Linked DNA regions of Homo sapiens: region 1 is linked to region 2. A link is a loop called in an ENCODE intact Hi-C map of the cell type or tissue named here. Cell type or tissue: Calu3. All regions are shown on one strand. Each heading gives the region's core, and the rest is flanking DNA. Links, peaks and the distances in the headings are about the cores only. Region 1 has its middle 11 kb from the start of TRIM36. Region 2 has its middle 71 kb from the start of TRIM36.

Region 1 (9,651 bases), core at 814-8,813, 82 kb after region 2:
GTCTCTACTAATAATACAAAAAATTAGCCGGGCATGGTGGCGTGTGCCTGTAGTCCCAGCTACTAGGGAGGCTGAGGTAGGAGAATCGCTTGAACCCAGAAGTGAAGGTTGCAGTGAGCCTGAGATTGCACCACTGCACGCCAGCCTGGGCAACAGAGTAAAACTGTGTCTCAAAAAAAAATAAAAATAAAAATAAAAATACTTATGCAGTGGGCACAACCTTACCATTATCACCCCAGTTTAGATTTTAGTTGTGTGAGCAACTATCTATTCGTCCTTCTGAAAGAGATCATTTGGTGGTATTTTTGTTTTGGTCCCAGGAGATGTTTAAGACCTTTTATTAGTCTAGATTTGAGGACTTTCCAAGACTAATTCTTTCAGAGTGTAAGTGTCTTCTTTTTTTAAGGTAAAGTTTGTGTTTGTAAAAATTCTTGAATTTTTTGTGCCTCAAAGATGTTCAAAGTTAAAATAATTCACCAAGTAATGGTATCATTGCCTATTTCAGTATCAAAATTAAATATAAGATTTACAAAGCCTCTCTTATTTTGCTGAAACCATTATGCTCTTAGATGTGCCTGAACAGTAAATATTAAATTATGGGAACCGAATGTACCTTCTGGCTATTTACACATAAATGTAAATATGCTAAATACACAAAATACAAAGAGATATACTAAAATTTGAATTCTATATTCCTTGTCATCAAATCTTCATTATATGATTCCAGAAGCGGTGATAAAAAAATTAGTGAGGCAAATCTTACAAGAGACCAAAACAGTTGGAAAATACTGCTTTGAGTAACCTTAGATATTGACCACAGATTTGGAAACCTCTCTTTTAATCCAAAGAGATTAGCTGCAAAAGAAGCGAAAAGACAGCTTTCAGAAATGGTAAAAGTTTCACTGCTAGTGAAATGTAAGGAAATACATTTTCATTTTTAAGCCTCTTGAGAATGATCGTAAGTATTAACTACACTTATGCAGTATTGTTTGATGAGCAGAAAGGTCACAATGGCAGATATCACTGTGTACTTTAAATATTAAAGTAGCCATCACAATAGAGTAAATAAGCTGATCCAGTTTGTCCTGTAGGTTTTAGGTTACCCTAAGAAAAAAGGCTTACTTCCCACATTTCAGAGAACATACGGTATGCTAATTTAATTTGAAATAGACACACAAACTGCTGCCACTGGGGAAGGAATGAGATTGGAGGTGGGCATGAACTTAGACTTTTTACTCTGTGAACCTTTCTGTGAAGTTTGAATACTTTACAACAAGCATATATTCCAGGTATTAAGTTTGTAAAAATGTAAAGCTATGTATTTTTAATTATGTACAGAGCTTGAGAAGTCCAGTACAAGGATGAAACAAATCTGGGGGAAAAGTGAGAGAAATTAAGAGGATGGTTAACTCAGTGGTCTCAACTTTGAGGGATGGTGGGGCGGAGGGCAGGCCAACTACAGGCCTCTACTCTCTTAACTCTCATAATTAGACCAGTTTCCCATTATTCTTTACATTACAAACCCGAACTACAAAGTGGAACCGAACCCCACAGAGGAAAATAAAGCAAGTCAGTCTCAAAGGTCTGCTATTCCATGGTTAATATTCAGTGTTCAAATCCTGTATAATCACACACAAAACAGGGGTCTTAAATGGGCTAGTGCTGGGGCTGCGGGGCGGGGCAGGATTTGAGCCTGAGGAGAGTGGTAGGAAATAAGCTTACGTTGAAATGGTTAGGAGCCTACTCCAGACCAACTCTCCCCCTCCAACCCCCACAAAACAGAGAGAGGAATTGTCCTAAGTTCTTCTTGGGAGAGACTGCTTTCCAACCTCAGAGATTTCAAAGGGACAGCGGGCCTCTCCACCTTTAGAAGTCAACCGGGAATGCTCATGGGTTTGCTGCAGGCCCATTGCTGAAGCCTAGTGAAGAGAGAGACAGAGAGAGAGAGAGCAGAGAAATCCAGTAAATGAAGCCAGAAAGTTAGTTTGTGTTTTTTCATTATAGTGAGCATACTGTGATGAACCCATTGGTATTCTGAGAGGGTTTTGTTTTTGTTTACCTGACTTGATTATAAGGAGTTTTAATGGTTCTGCCCTACTTCCCCATTTCGTGTTCATAGGACATCCATCAGTCGGCTTCATGGTCACCTGGGCTGTTCTTCACATGCAAATCCCTGGGTCCTACCCCGAAATTATTCTCTCAGAATTTCAGGATTTGTCTGCTATTGAAGGAAAGCATAGCCAACTAATACAATTCTGGCTTACTTTGAAGAATATCTGAGCGCCATAGGACAAAATTCACCTATCGATCATCCTATTCTCCATCCTATCAAGAGTAGTCCATTTATTTTGTTCAACCAAAGGCATTCTTTTTCCTCCCTGCCCCCTAGCCCCTCAACGTTCCCAAATAGATGCCCCTGTTAGGCATTCCCCTAGACCTGGGCAGTCGGTGTCCTGCCTGCACCTCTCGCTCTTTAGAGGCCGTGGTTCTGGCCCTCCTCTGGTTGCCTGCCTCTTTGCTCAGAGCCAGCCCTTTCTCTTATCAGGACTTCTCTTCCCAGGGTCCATTCTTCAGAGGGAAGGGTGGGCCGCAATATGCACCCTAGGCCCGAAGGGTGGTCAAGGGGCTGCTGCTGGGGCGACAAAGAGCTCGGATATACTGGACAGTGTGTGCTGAAGGCCCCTTGAGGTGCAGGATGGAGTCTGGGCTTGGAAGAAAAGTGGAAGGAGAGTTCTCCAATTGTACTTCTGGCCCGGGGTTGTAAATGGTAGGGGAGGCCCAAGACACAGCTTCACTTTCGAAATGTTAATGAATATTCTGTTTCTGATGAATGTATTCAGTGCCTGTAGAACAAGAGAATTCAGAGAGGCGTAGGGTTCATTTGGGACTTTTTAGGCTAAGAGTGCATTAAACCAGCTCCCCAGCCCTGGGGCCATAGGACTGTCGGGCATGAATCTAAAACTACTCCATATGCTATATCTGCGGCGTTGGAGTTAGTGGGGTGTGGGACTGCAGGGTTTCAGGTGCTCACATCAGGGCTACAGAATCATCCTCCTTTCTGTTAACCGCGCACAGGGAGTCGAGTGCTCCTTTGTGCCATCACCTCTTCTCGAAGCTCCAGGCGCAGAGGGCAAACGCTGACGCCCTTTCCCGCCTTCTCTCCGTCTGCGAGTTCCGGAGGGCAGTGCACTGTGCAGCCTCCGTACTTCCCGACACGTTCCGCCTGCAAACCACTTAGGAGCTTCTGCCGGCAATTTCTCGGATGCAGCGCGGAGCCCAGCCTCCCGCACTGACTCAGGCCCGGCACCACCCCGCCTGCTGAGGGCGTCGTCGCGGGCGCCACCGACGGCGCCAGCCTGCGTTCCTAAAGGCTCCAGGACAGGTGTGGGGCTGAAATCCCGCTCCTCCAGCATCTTCCCCTCCCTACCAAAAGAAGGCTGCTTTAAATATTCCCGGCCTGGAGCAGCAGCAGCTAAGGACCTGGAAAGAGGCCCGAAAAGGCCAGGGCAGGGCGAACGAACGTGCTGTCCCTATTTACCGGCCACACGCTCTGACTGCGGGCTGACCCTGATCGCACACTTCGAGCCTGTTCACTCGCTGGGCGGACCCTCCCTCCACGCTCCGCGCCCAGGCAGGCGAGGTCACCCACTCGAAGTCACCACGTTTGAGTAGCCCTGGTTGGTGGGGCAGCGCCCCCTTGGCCAACGCCCCGCCCTCCTCTCCATCTTCCGACGCTGGGCTCTCGCCCTTCGGCGTCCGAGAGCCCCTATTGCTGCCCAGCTGGCCCCAAAAGCGTCCGAAAGTCCCCTCTTGGCTTATTTCAGAGATGCCACGCAATAAAGAAAAGGCGGCTACTTTGCATTCCGCAGCTGCTGGGACGCCCGGGCTGCGAGCGCGGCTCCTGGATTCCAGCCTCCCGCCCTTCCCAGGCGCTGGAATGGACACGGACGCCCACAGTGGCGGGCCAGGTAGTGCCGGAGTCGGGGGCCCAGGCCGCGGCGCCCCGCGCCTCATCACTTACCTTGCCTTTAGCTATCAATTCCATGATGTAGCCAAATTCACTCATCTCCCCAGACTCCGACATGTTTACACCCCTTCACAAACTCTGGAGGACCGACGCGGGTGTATCGAATTTGTCCTTTCTTTTCTCTTTTTCTGTTTTTAGTCTGAGTTTTGCCGAGCTCCCCGCCCATAAGCTGTTAACCAGGAAAAGAGGGGAAGCGCCGGGGAAAGCAAGAAGCGGGCTTGGGTGAAATGAAGGCCATCGAGGGCTCCCGGGCAGCCTCGCCCGGCTTGCTAGGATCCGGGTGCAGCGGTCGGGGCTGCGCGATCTAACGGAACAAACGAGGGCGGCGGCGGCGGCAGCAGAGGCCGTGAAACCCTCACCAGGCGGAGCCGGGCGCGCGGAGGCCCCGCCTCCTCGGGGGTCGCGGCAGCGGTTCGGACCGCAGCGGAGACAAACAAACGCGCACACAAAGCGGGTCCGCACTCGGCTCAGCGCGGCCCCAGCTAGACATTCCCCGGCCTTTATCGCATGCCGGCAGGTTGGCCGTCCCCGGCTCTCGGCGCGAAGATCTGGAAAAAAGCCCCATCTCACTGTCTGGAGGTGCGAGGGCAGACAGAAACGAATACAGAGGAGGCGCAACAAAGGGGCTGGCTGCCAGCGCCGGAAAATAAATAAATAAATACATAAGTGAAGGCCAGGAAATGGCAACGGCGCATCTCAAGTCAGCCTTCCTGAAATCCAATAGGTAATAAAGACCAAGCCCCGCGCTTCGGAGATGAGAACAAATACAGGGATTGTATTTTAAACACTCTGTGTAAGGTCTGTTGTATCTCCATATCCTTTTGATACTCAACTTTCCTTTAACAACGACAACAAAAAAAAAAAAAAAAGAAAGAAAGAAAGAAAAAAAAAGAAGAGGAAAGAAAAGAAAAAAAATATTGCCAGCCAGGTTCCTGGACACTCTGACCGTTAGTTACCACAAGTCCACTTTTCTAATTATTTGTTTCGTTGGTTGAGTTAAAGCATTCAGTGCAGGCTTCTCACATTTCTATACTTCTTTTTATAACAGCAGCTTCCCTAGGAGGCTACAGCTGAAATGGCCTCAGACCATACCTGACAATCTTTGCTTCTCTTCAAAAGAAAACTTGGCTGAACAAAATCAGTCCCAGTCTATCACTCTGCTCTAAGGAGTCTTTGCGATTAAAGGCTTGATGTTTTTTCTTTAAAAAGAAAAGAAAAAAGCTGCCAGCAATAATTAGATTAGACACGAATAAGATTTACTACAAAGTTCGTGAAACTACTTTCCTTAAGCAAGTTGGCAGAGTTTGCGTTGCGCTCAGCACCAGTGGGCAGGGTGGTGTGTCGAAATGACCTATTTTACAGGTGTAAAAGAGTTTTGCAGGCTTAATGAGACGTGGGGGTTTTTCTTTTTTGCCTCTTCCTTTTGTCATTTTCTAATTTCTCCACTTTGGTCCAGAAATCCAGAAGCATACACATTTCTTTCTTTTTTCAGCACACCTCTCCGTAAAGCTCCAACAGTGTTGCTCTGTAACTGTTGTTCTACCAGAACTTTGCTTCTTCGGTGTGTTACTTTACTTTATGAGCTGGTGCTGAAAACCTCTTAGAACAAGCAGCAAAAGTTAACATGCTGATGTTCACAATTAGGGCTCTGTAGGAGGCAAGACACAATCATAATGCTTCTTGGATATACAGCTAGAAGCTTCTTGTCCCTCTTAAGTTCTGTAGAACTTCATGTATACTCTTTGCGTCCATAGGAAAACTAGTAGAATTCAACTAAGGTCTGTAGCATCCATAAATGGGTTCTTGCCTACTATTAGCAACACTTGATGGATTACCAGAAAGAGATATTGCTCTAAAAGTGAACATTTTTTCACACCCAGAATGGATTCTGGCACCTGATTAAAAACCACAGTGTTAGAGCTGAACAGCTAATCTTATGTCTGCATTACAAGCAGGAAGGAGGAAGGTAGAGACAAGAGCACACAAGACATTTGTTTCCCCTTAAAAAGCTTCCCCCAGCCCCATCCAGTGACCTCCACTTACACCTTTGTGAGAAATGGGTAATATGCATCCCCTAGCTCCAAGGAAGGCTGGGGAGGTGATTATTTTGTTCTGGGAACATTGCCACTCTAAACAAAATCAAGGATTTGTTAGTAAGGAAGAAGAGGAGACAGATATCGGGTAGAAAGTTGTTAGTTTCTATTAACCTTGAGTAAGTCCATTCAACTTTCAGAGCTTCAGTTTTCTCTTCTATAAAATGACTGGTGTTGACTAAATGGTCTCTAACCCCTTCCTGTTCTTAACCCTAAAATCTCTGATCTGAGGATCCCTTTGCCATCTGGCCGCATTAGCTGCCATTCTCCTCCCTGAAAAGATCGCTCTTAAAAAAGGGCTGTCCACCTGATCACTTGCTACTAGAAAATACTCCAGACAAAATATCCTTATCAGTTGCCTAGATTCCTACCCAAGACCAAGAAAGTGGTGGAGGCAAGAGTTTTAGAGAACATAAGTTGGGTCCTGAGCATTTATTTACACCAATGCCTGGTGGTATTTACCACTCTTTATTGTCGTTGTGTGAAGAACACTCTGGAGCATTAAAGACCTTTCAAAGAAGATAGGCATATAAAAATGAAGACCACATTGAAATTTCTTCTGAAATTCTATGCATGCACTCACTTCAAAGACACAGGGTCAAACTGTCAATAGGTACCAAATAAAAGTTGCTTTATTATGTCCCTTTCTTCTGAAAAAAAGATTAAAATCATATAAATTTAAAACTTCACTCCCTAAAAGAACCAAAATTAAGAAAAATGTTAATTCATATTTCTCTAAAAATAAGAATGAAATTAACATGACAGATGCTGCTTCACAGGGGACTTCCCCACCTAAGAGGAAGATATTTAATAGAGGGATTATATGATGTGTGAATTTTTCACACTGAGAAGACCAGCAATATTAAAGGGTCCCTTGCTGTGGAAAATCTGCTAATTGCCAACTTTCATCAAATGGAGAAAATTCTTCAACTGCTCTATTGCTATGCCAATTATTGAAATAAGTATTACATAGAGATTTACAACATTCTATTTTCTCCTTCTGATGGCAACCAGCATAATACATAATAGCTTGAACAAATAACATCAACAAAATACACAATCCAAGTTTTCTTTTTAATGGTGACACACAAATTGTATTTTTGAAGGTTTTGAATTTAAAATCTGTGAAGAATGTTCAGCTTTTTAAGAGTTAGAGACTGAAGAAACCTAAAATATCTTACTTTTAATAAACTCTCACATTTTCTTAGTTTTTATTTCAAAAATGTAAACCTAAAATTTGACTGATACCTGTATTCAAAAAGGTCATTTTAAAAAAAAAATCTTTTTTGAATAAGCTTTATTGAGGTACAATTTATATACCATAAAATTCACTAATTGTCAGTGTACTGCTTAGTTATTTTTATTAAATTATGGATTTGTAAAACCATCTCATAATCTGGTTTTACAATATTGGAATATTCATTTATTGAGATTTTCTTTAATTTTTCCAAGCAATGTTCTATCACTTTTAATGTTCAGATATTGTACTTATTGTATTACATATTGCAAGGTACTCCTTTTAATATTATTGTGAATAAAATTGATTTCTTGGTGTCATTTCTTGGATTGTTAATTACTGTTATATAGAAACACAACTGATTTTTGCATAAGGTTGTGTTTTACAATGGGGCAAAATTCACTTATCAATTCCAGATTTTATTTTCAGATTCCTTATAATATCATCTGTAATTAAAGACAATTTTATTTCTTCCTTTCCAATCTGTATGCCTTTATTTTTCTGCCTTATTACTCTGGTTAGAACCTCCAGTAGAACCTCCATTGAATGCATGCAGCAAGTGTGGGCATCCTTGCCTTATTCCCAATCTTGGGGAAAAAGCATTCATTCTTTCACCATTAAGTACTGATTGGTTTGGCTACATTCCATGACTTTTGATTTTTTTAAAATTAAGTTAGAAATATTTTTAAAATTTCCTATTGTGATTTTTTTGACCCATGGGTTATTTACAAATGTGTTAATTTCCAAATTATTTCAAATTTCCAAATAGTTTAGATTTTCTATTTTTCTGTGTGTTGATTTCTAATCCAATTCTGTTTTGAGCAAAGATCATCCTTTGAATGATTTTAATGTTTTTAAATATATTCAGGCTTTTTAATAGTCTAATGTGGAAGTCAGCAACTTTTTCTTAAAGGGTAAGATATTAATGAACATTTTAGACTTGAAGCCATATAATTTCTGTTACTACTTGGCTTAGTACGTGTTGCTACAAAAGATTAGCCTGGGACTGGATAATTTATAAGGAAAAGAGGTTTATTTGGTTCATGGTTCTGCAGACTTTACAGGAAGCATGGTGCCAGCATATGCTTCCAGTAAGGCTTCAAGAAGATTCCACTTATGGCAGAAGGTGAAGGGAAGCTGGCATGTCACATGGCAAGAGGGAGCAAGAAAGAAAGGAGGGGGGGGGTGTCATGCTCATTTTAACAATCCGTTCTCATGAGAACTAATAGAACAAGAACTTAACTCATTACCACGAGGACAGCACCAAGATACTCATGAAGGATCCACCTCCATTACCAGAATAGCTCCCACTGGACCCCACCTCCAACATTGGGGATCAAATTTTAACAGTAAATTTGGAGGGGACATATATCCAAACTATATCACTGCTCAACTCTGCTGTTACAGGATGAAAGGGACCATTGACAATAGGTCCACAAATAGGTACACAAATGAATGTGGACATGTTTCAATAAACATTTATTTATGAAAATAGGCAGCTGAATAAGCACATGAAAAGATGCTTGACGTTATTAGTCATTAGGAAAATGCAAATCAAAACCACAATAAGATACTACCTCATACTCACTAGAATGGCTAGAATCAAAAACAGAGAGAATAACAAGTATTAATGACAAAGTGGAGAAATTGGAATGCTCTTAGAATTCTTAGAACTTAGAATTACCATATGACTCAGCAATTCCACTCCTAGTTATATACCCAAACGACTTGATAACAGGGACTCAAACAGATACTGGTACACCAGGGCTCATTGCTACATTTTTCACAATAACCAAAAGGTAGAAACAACTCAAGTATCTGTCAATAGATGGATAAACAAAATATATATACATATAATGGAATTTTTTCAGCCATAACATGTAATGAACTTTTAACATTTGCTACAATATGGATGAACATTGAAAACATTATGCTAAGTGAAATAAGCCAGAAATAAAAGGATAAATATTATATAGTTTCACTTATATGAAATATCTAGAATAGACAAACTCATAGAGACAGAAAGTAGAGGGGCTGGAGAGAGTCTGGAATGGATTGTTTAATGGATAGAGTTTACATTGGGAGTGACGAAAAAGTTTTGGGTATAGATAGTGGTAATGATTGTACAACGTTTTGAATATAATTAATGTTACTCAGTTGAACACTTAAAAATGGTTTAAAAAAAACTAGGCAGCTGCCCCCTGGCCTGTAATTTACTAACCCATAGCCTAGAATATCACCTATTTTGGATGATATTCCATGTGTGCTTAAGAAGAGTGTATATTCTCCTGGTT
Region 2 (9,651 bases), core at 527-8,526:
CCAAGATGTGACCACTGGAATTGGCAACCTGCACCTGGAAACATTTTGGTGAATTAGTGGCCAGAGCTGGATTTACCATAAGGCTAATGAAGCTTAATTTCAAGGCCCCTCACTTACACAGGAGCATCAAAATTTCCAGAAAGGGCACTAGCAAGATATTCACATGTTCATATGTTTTTGTAAAATTTACAAAGGTAAAACTAAGACTTCTATTAAATTTGTCTTTTCACTTTGACTTCCCTTCTGTTAAAAGGCACTGGTGTTGCCAAGGACAATTTTGGAATCTGGCTAAGGGCAAGTTGAGTTGGGGATACATTTATTTTGTGTTTAACAGGGTATATTATATGACTCATGGTCACTTTCATATAGAATAGTTATTATCAGTTGTTCTGGAATATGAGATCTTTGGTTTTCACATCTGTGGAGTTTTCCATGATTTATAGTAAGGGAGTCGGGAGCTTGGAAAATAGACCAAATGCCACTGAGCATCACCAAAGAACCTGTATCTCAAGAGTTTCTCCTGGTGCCTGCCTTACATTCTAATCTTGTGTGGACATGAGAGAGAATGGGAGGTTCATCAGAAATTGTATTTTAATCAGCTAGGGCACAGGTCTTAAAAGTTATACCTATTGTTATTTTTGTTGGTATCTGGTTTTAGTAGAAGAGCCTATTCAATTAAAATCTTACAGGGACACTCATTATTTGCCAGAGACAAAAGCAGTTTTAAAGTCGATTGGGCCTCATGCATCCTGGTTTCCCCAGTAGCCCAACCAGCCTCTAAGGACTGTACTTTGACAACTGCTGGTGTGGGCATTTGGATTTCTCTGACTCGTGTCACAATTACATACACTATTAGAGCAAAAGGAGAATTGTTTGGACTCCAAATTTCAGATGGGCAGACTAAACCTAAGTTAAGTTTGGCCTTGCCTACCTACCTTCATGGTCTACACAAATACATCACAGAAAAATAGACGAATTTTAGAATATCCAAAGCAAACAAAGAAAATGTGTGCTTAACCGAGAATATTTCTGTGCCAAAGGAAAGCTGGTAGCTGAATGATCAAGAAAATAACTAAACTTGTAAGAACTAAGCTGATAGTTATCCCCCTACGCGCTCAATTTTCCCACCCACCCAAAACTTACCTGATATAAATTGACAGATATTGATCGGACATCCAGCTTTCCAGGGCCCTTCCCTGGAAATGCTGATTTGGCCTGCCTGCAATGAGGCCCAATAATTTGTATTTTAATAACCAAGCAGTTCTTCTCATCAAGGAAATTGTAAAGTAGTAGATTTGAATGTTGCTACTCAAAATGTAATAAGGGAATCAGCAACAGCACAGCATTACCAAGGAGCTTGTTGGAAATGCAGACTATTAGAATCTACCCTAAACCTCCTGAATCAGAACTTGCATTTTCTGAGGTTGCATAGTGCTGAGAATATTGGAAGGAAAAATAAGCTAATCCAAATCATAACTTGAAGATTTCAATGCTCCCCTCTCAGTAATTCACAGAATAAGTAGATAAAAACTCAGCAAGGATATAAGGATGTGAACACCATCAACTAACCTGACCTAGTTGAAATTTGTAGTACACTTCACCCAGCAACATTCTTTTTAAATGAACATGAAACATTCATCAAGATAAATCATATTCAGCATGATAAAACAAGTCTCAGTATACATAAGAGTAAAGTCATATAGAGTCTATTCTCTTATCACAACAGAAATAAACTAGAAACAATAAAAGAAAGATACTGGAAAATCTTCAAGTAGTTGGTAATTAAGGAAATCACTTCTAAGTAGCACATGGGTAAAAAGAAATTACAAGGAAAATTAGAAAACATTTTTAACTGAGTGAAAATCAAACTCAACATGTTAAAATGTGTGGGATGTAGCTAAAGCAGTGCTTAGAGAAATTTATAGCGTTAAGTGCTTGCATTAGAAAAGAATAGCCTGGGAAAAATGGCACAACCCCATCTCTGCAAAAACTATAAAAATTAGCTGGGCTTGGTGGTGCATCCCTGCAGCCCCAGCTACTCAGGAGGCTTAAGCGGAAGAATGGCTTGAGCCTAGGAGATCGAGGCTGCAATGAGTCATGATCACGCCACTGCACTCTAGCCTCGGCAACAGAGCAAGCCCCTGTCTCAAAAAAAAAAAAAAAAAAAAAAAAAAAGGCATGTTTCCAATACTGAAAAATATTTAAAATATCCTGTACAGTTATTCATTTATTGACTGGGGTTCAAATCCATTCTTCATTGCCTGCTCCATAATAAAAGAGAAAGAACCTGTATCTTCCTTTTGCCAGCTGGCACATTGTTAAGCTTTGTCAGTAGAGCACATGGAAGGAACACAGGAGGAGGGAAAAGCATGGCTTTTCAGATTCTGGTGTGCTCCTCTCAGTAGGCTTCTGAAGCACGCAGCTTCCACCACTCTTGGCTCGTACAGCATGTGGCAGCAGGCAACTGGCAGCACACAGTCTATAGCAGTTCCCTGTAGGCAGCTTTCTCTGACACCCACTTTGGCCCTAAGGCATAATACCTCCCTCTGAACAGCTCCCTTAGCATTTCTTTTTTTTCTTTTTTTTTTAATCTTCTCTTTTTTTTTTTGAGATGGAGCCTCGCTCTGTCACTTAGGCTGGAGTGAAGTGGCACAATTTCAGCTCACTGCAACCTCCACCTCCCGGGTTCAAGCAACTCTCCTGCCTCGGCCTCCTGAGTAGCTGGAATCACAGGCGCCTGCCAACATGCTCAGCTAATTTTTGTACTTTCAGTTCTTTTTTTTTTTTTTTTTTTTTTGAGACAGAGTCTTGCTCTGTCGCCCAGGCTGGAGCGTAGTGGCACGATCTCAGCTCACTGCAACTTCTGCCCCACAGGTTTGAGCGATTCTCCTGCCTCAGACTCCTGAATAGCTGTGATTACAGGCGCACGCCACCATGCCTGGCTAATTTTTGTATTTTTTTAGTAGAGACGGGGTTTCACCATGTTGGTCAGGCTGGTCTCGAACTCCTGACCTCATGATCCACCTGTCTTGGCCTCCCAAAGTGCTGGGATTACAGGCATGAGCCACTGTGCCCGGCCTAATTTTTGTACTTTTAGTAGAGACAAGGTTTTGCCATTTTGGCCAGGCTAGTCTTGAACTCCTGACCTCAAGTGGTCCACCCACCTTGGCCTCAGAAAGTGCTGGGATTACAGGCATGAGACACAGCACCCAGCCTCCCTTAGCATTTCTAAGGAGTGTCACCATCCTGGCATCTTAGCACCATGGCCACACCCATACCCTCTCCATTGAGGTCTGGATCTCAGCCAGGAGACCTGACAGGCGGTAGAGGTGGTGGGGTTTGGGGATGTTTTTTTGAAATTTGCACCTTTGTTGGTGCTCTCTGTCAGTGCCAGGGACAGTGGCTATTCCCTGTAACTGCTATTTCTGTATTCTTTAACATTCTCTTTACTTCTTACCAGCCAATTCCCTGTTATTCGAATCCTTGGTCATAGTTAATACTTTAGCTTTTCCTTTTCAAATTACTGTGTGGTTTTTGTCTCCTGGTTGGCCCCTGACCAACACAGGTTGTGAGATGAAGAAGCCATTTTAACTTTCTCTCCCTGACAACAAAACCCAAATAAGCCATTTGCCTGATACCTAAGACAAACTCACATGTTGGCCAAATTTAAAAAACTGAATTCAATATCCTGACGTTGTATACAGAATTTAATACTAGCAATACTTAATACAAGTTATATAAAAAGTATAACAAGCTTATCTTTCATGAAAGACAACTGGCTGTAAATCCTATTGGCAAGATTCAAACAGTAAAATTATTAACCACTTACCACAAATGTGAAAGAAAATCTTCATGAACCAAAACTCTTCACCAAAATGAGCTGCTACTTCTAAAAGTGTCATCACCTCTACCTTATACTTACATAAGATCACAGTCCCTGGAAGTTTTCCAACTGGTACTCAAACGGGCAAGAGTTATTGTTAGCTGCAGATTGCCTAACACTGTCTAATATGTTAATTCTTTTGAGCATCCACAAATAAGTCAAATCAGATGAATAATTTGAGACTTTTGCATAACCATATTCAGCTGTGCTTTGTGGGGGTGCTCCTGGTTGGGCTACATTTCAGCACTAGGGGGCAATATCCTCACTTAGAATCTACTCTCCACTTGCACATGCCTAACACATTTTTGTTGTTGCTTTTTTCCTCCTAACTAGGGGATTTCTCAGTTAAAGAATCCAAAGAGGACATAAAATAAAATGCCATCCGAAATTCACTTGGGGGCTGTGGAAAACTTGCTCTCCAGTTATTTTTGAAAACTCTCAACAGTAGTTGCTGAATTCTGATTTTTACCTGGGCAGTTACAGCTTGTCATTTTCCATGTGAATGATTCTGTAAGCAGAGCCCAAAACTCTCATAGCCTCTGTTGTCATTGCCTATCAACCAGCCATCAAATCAAAACTATTTTTTTTCAAGAGTTAATTTCACCCAGATGCTGAATTTAAAAAGGGAGAGGTAATTTCCTTGACATTTCTAGACTTGATTAGACATAGACTAATTCAGTGGTAGGGAATGAGGGAGGATGGAAAATTTGTTAATTAAGTTTCATTAGGGAAAAGCATGAAAACAGTCTTTCTACTACCCAAATGCTTGGGAAATACTGTATATTTTTCCAGAGTTAAAGGCTCTCTCTCATATCTAAAATTGCATATATACAGGTTACCTAACAAACCACTCAACAAAGTCAGATTGCTCTTTGGGAAAACTGTCTTGGGAGAGTAACTATGAGGTTTATGGAAAGTCATAGTTTATGATAGAGGGATTTGTCCACTTCTCAAAATTAACATTTTTTGAGCATTTGTTTTTCTTTTTCTAAAAACTTTTATTATAGGTTCAGGGGTACACGTGCAGGTTTGTTATATAGATAAATTGTGTGTCATGGAGATTTGGTGCACAGATTATTTAGTCACTCAGGTAGTAGGCACAGGACCCAGTGGTAGTTTTTTTATCCTCTATCCTCCCACCCTCCACCCTCAAGTAGGCCCTGGTGCCTGTTGTCCCTTCTTAGTGTCCATGTGTACTCAATGTTTAGCTCCCACTTATAAGTGAGAACATGTAGTATTTGGTTTTCCGTTCCTAAATTCACTTACAATAATCGCATCCAGCTCCATCCATGTTGCTGCAAAGGACATGATCTTACTGTTTTCTATGGCTGTGCAGTATTCCATGGCATATATGTATCACAATTTCTTTATCCAGTCTACCATTGATGGGCATTCAGGTTGATTCCATGTCTTTGCTATTGTGAATAGTGCTGTGATGAACATAGGTGTGTGTGTGTCTTTACGGTAGAACGATTTGTATTCCTTTGGGTATATACCCAGTGATGGAACTGCTAATGGTAATTCCATTAGCAGTAAATGGTAGTTCCAAGTACTTTGAAGAATAGCCCACACTGCTTTCCATAATGGTTGAACCATTCCCACCAGCAGTTTGTAAGTGATCCCTTTTCTCTGTAACTTTACTAGCATCTGTTATTTTTTTTTTACTTTTTAATAATAGCCGTTATTAAAAATGGCTGGTATGAAATGGTATCTCATTGTGGTTTCAATTTGCGTTTCCCTAATGATTAGTCATGTTGAGCATTTTTTCATATGCTTATTGGCCACGTGTATCTTTTGTTCATGTCCTTTGTCCACTTTTTAATGGTTTTTTTTCTTAATTTGTTTAAGTTCCACATAGATTCTGGATATTAGACCTTTGTCAGATGCATATTTCACAAATGCTTTCTCCCATTCTGTAGGTAGTCTGTTTATTTACTCTGTTAATAGTTTCTTTTGCTGTGCAGAAACTCTTTAGTTTAATTAGGTCCATTTGTCAATCTTTGGTTTTGTTGCAATTGCTTCTGTCATCTTTGTCATGAATTCTTTGCCAGGGCCATTGTCCGGAATGGTATTTCCCAGGTTATCATCCAGCGTTTTTATAGTTTTTGGTTTTATATTTAAGTATTTAATCCATCTTTAGTGGATTTTTGTATATAGTGTAAGGAGGGGGTCCAGCTTCAATCTTCTGCACATGGCTAGCCAGTTATCCCAGCACCATTTATAGAATAGGGAGTCTTTTTCTCATTACTTGTTTTGTCAACTTTGTTGAAGATTAGTTGGTAGTAGGGATGCAGCTTTATTTCTGGGCTCTCTATTTGTTCCATTGGTTTATGTGTCTGTTTTTGCATCAATACCAGAGCACTTATTTTTCTGCTAAACGTATTACTCATTTTACCTTCACAGCAACGTAAATTCCGTGAAGCAATAACTTGCTCAAGGTCATTTCAGTTGAATGGATAAGTGAGTAGAACAGAGTCTGACACCAAAACTCACATGTTAATCTCTATATTATGCTGTCATCCAGAAGTCTTAAGAGACAGAGAATGCTAGAGCACAGGGACTTCCGAAAGCAGGGTCTAGTGAAATTTCATCTTCAAATGAACTCTCACACAGAATCTCAAATTTAAAAAAAAACTTAAAAGGTAATGTTCTTAGCTGGAGCGGGTGAGAGAGGAGACCTCTGGCCTCACCCATTCAGCAGCAGCCACACCCCACCCCGCTTCCCAGTCATTTTGTTTTGCTACCCTGAAGCATCCTTGGGCTTCCTGCCAGCAAGTTACATAAACTGTAGTTCCAGCTCAACTCCTGTTTTGAAGATGAGTAAACTGTTCTTTCCAGTCAAGTTGTATTTAAAAACACAACAGAATCAACAGAAAATGATTCCTCAGGCTGGTACAAAAAGTTAAACTTCTCCAACAGGAAAAATTGAGGCTCTGTATATTTTAAGCTCATCTGCTTCCTAGTATATAGCTCATCTTTTGAGTGGATAGGAATTTGGATCCATATCATGGCAATTACATTAAACATTTACTATATGCCTAATGTCAAGGCTGCTACATGGTTCTGCAATTTACCACAGCAGTACTCAGCTCAGCAGAATGAGACAGGGACCCAAAACCCACTTATTGCCTCTGCCTGGAAGGTGTACCTTTTTAAATTGACAGTGGCTTTGTCTGTTTTCCAAGCTGTGTACCTTCAAGCCCAGCAGTGTCTTGCAGGAGGAGGTGCCTCTCTAATTCACACAAAAGCACTACAGGTGCAGACTGAGGCCCTGGTGGTAAAAATGCCTTTCATGCGTTATCTGATTTTAGTCCTCATTTAATCACTACAGTCCTATGAGGTGGCTCATCTGAGCCCTATTTCACAGTTGGGGAAACTGCCTAATTCTAGGTTTCCCATGTTATATAGTAGTAAAGGGAAAAAAGGGAGAAACTGAACCCAGGTGTCTTTATTGCCTAAGCCACTACCAGGATGTCCTGGTACAATGAACAGCCCCGTGGTTACCAATGTCACATGTGCACATATAGTCCCAGTGAGAACGGTTGCCATATTATCTTTCCAAAGTCCCATAGGCACCTTCCTCTCACTTATGCTCCAGAATAAGCATATAAAAATAAAATCAAGTGGCCAGGCACAGTGGCTCATGCCTGTAATCACAGTACTTTGTGAGGCCGAGGCAGGCACATCACAAGGTCAGGAGTTCAAGACCAGCCTGGCCAACATGGTGAAACCCCATCTCTACTAAAAATACAAAAATTAGCCCGGCATGGTGGCAGGCACCTGTATCCCAGGTACTTGGGAGGCTGAAGCAGGAGAATCGCTTCAACCCGGGAGGCAGAGGTTGCAGTGAGCTGAGATCGTGCCATTGCACTCCAGCCTGGGTGACAGAGCAAGACTCCATCTCAGAAAAAAATAAAATAAAATAAAATAAAATAAAATAAAATAAAATAAAAGTCTATTGCATTAGCTATTTTTTATGAAATATTACAAATATGAAAACACACAAAAACAAATACATACTTTAAGGAATAAATTACAGTGAACACTCGTATAATCATCACCCAGATTAAGAAATTACCAGCATCTCAGAAGATACTCCCCAGTTAGTTGCTTCCCAGACACAGCTTTCTTTCTCATCCCTAGAAATAACAATATTTTGACTTTTCTTTTCTTTTCTTTTTTTTTTTTTTTTTTGAGATGGAGTTTTGTTCTTGTTGCCCAGGCTGGAGTGCAATGGCGCCATCTCAGCTCACCGCAACCTTTGCCTCTCGGGTTCAAGCGATTCTCCTGCCTCAGCCTCCTGAGTAGCTGGGACTACAGGCATGCGCCACCGTGCCCAGTCACACTATTTTGACTTTTATGGTAATGGGGCTTTTCAAATATTTTTTGTACCTACAAATACATTTCTAAATAATATAGTATGAAATTCCCCACGACATATACATTTGAGTACAATTGTTGGGTCACTGGGTGTATCAGTCAGGGTTCTCTACAGGGACAAAACTAATAGGATAGATATATAGATATAAAGGGGAGTTTATTACATAGTATTAACTAACAGGATCACAAGGTCCAACAATAGGCCATCTGCAAGCTGAGGAGCAAAGAAGCCAGTTCGAGTCCCAAAACTGAAGAACTTGGAGTCCAATGTTCAAGGGCAGGAAGCATCCAGCACGGGAGAAAGATGTAGGCTGGGAGGCTAGGCCAGTCTTGCCTTTTCACATTTTTCTGCCTACCTTATTAGATTTGCTGGCAGTTGATTAGATGGTGTCCACCCAGATTATTAAGGGTTGTTCTGTCTTTCCCAGCCCACTGACTCAAATGTTAATCTCCTTTAACAACACTCTCAAAGACATACCCAGGATCAATACTTTGCATCCTTCAATCAAGTTGACATTTAGTATTAACCATCACACTGGGTATGCAAATCTTGAAATTTACAAGGTAATAAACTATTTTCCAAAAATGGCTGTATCAATCTATACTCCTACCACCAATGTATGAGTTCCTATTGATCCAAATTCTTCCAAATACTTGGCATTGTCCGACTTTAAAATTTTTGCCACTCTGGTGTGTTGCTATCTCAATGTGATCTTATTTTGCATATCTCTGAATGTTTATTGGTCTTTTGAATTTCCTCTTTTGTGATATACTCAAGTCTTTTGTTCTTTATTGTATGAGTTGTCTTACTATGTTTACAGCTTTGATACATGGTAGACAAAATATGTTTACCAGCCAAAAGAAATGCTCTACCTCTTCAGTGTGACTTTTTCCCTACAAATCAATTTAATGTATATTTTTGTGCTGCAATTTTTCCACTAGGCTCAGGTTTCTCCACTGAGTTGGATGGAGTGAGGTGAAGTCACTCTAAACTTGATAATATCATTTTGAAAAAATATTCAGCTATTTTATTTGAAAACAAAATCCTTCTCAAGATTTCAAAGAGTAGTAAATGCTGAGATTTCCACTTCCTCACTTAGTAACTGGAAAGGCATGGTTGCTTGGACCCTCACCACTCTAGACACAAACTACTACTAGGAAGAATCATCTACACTGAAGGAATAAGGATTTGGAGTGACCTCCTAGCATTCTACTCATGGAGCAAGAAATGTCTTTCGAGATAGTGTATTCCTACTTATGACTTTAGAGACATTTGAAACTTACCTGGTAATATGAGCTTTGATCAGAAAGCCATGGTATGTTCCAAGATGATTTACACATGTAAACTCTGTGTACTCTTTTAGTCTGTTAAATGCAGTGGCATTTAC

The links. Peaks named below come from ENCODE experiments on the same cell type or tissue, not always from the same donor. Only the 100,000 strongest peaks of a DNase experiment are listed, where the experiment ranks them.
Region 1: it touches region 2 in a loop (2.5-fold over the local background); 5 of 110 quality-filtered maps call a loop at or near these places.

The regions. Positions count from the first base shown.
Region 1 is chr5:115,175,954-115,185,604 of GRCh38, forward strand. It overlaps a transcript of TRIM36 not described here. Among named protein-coding and RNA genes, the nearest start is that of TRIM36, 11 kb to the left of the region's middle. RefSeq lists an enhancer at 4,025-4,144. In Calu3, for the core only: no CTCF peak of the experiment used is centred there; DNase peaks (open chromatin) are centred at 3,958 and 4,378.
Region 2 is chr5:115,094,153-115,103,803 of GRCh38, forward strand. No RefSeq gene overlaps it. Among named protein-coding and RNA genes, the nearest start is that of TRIM36, 71 kb to the right of the region's middle. In Calu3, for the core only: CTCF peaks have their summits at 4,119 (motif pointing right) and 4,318; a DNase peak (open chromatin) is centred at 4,109.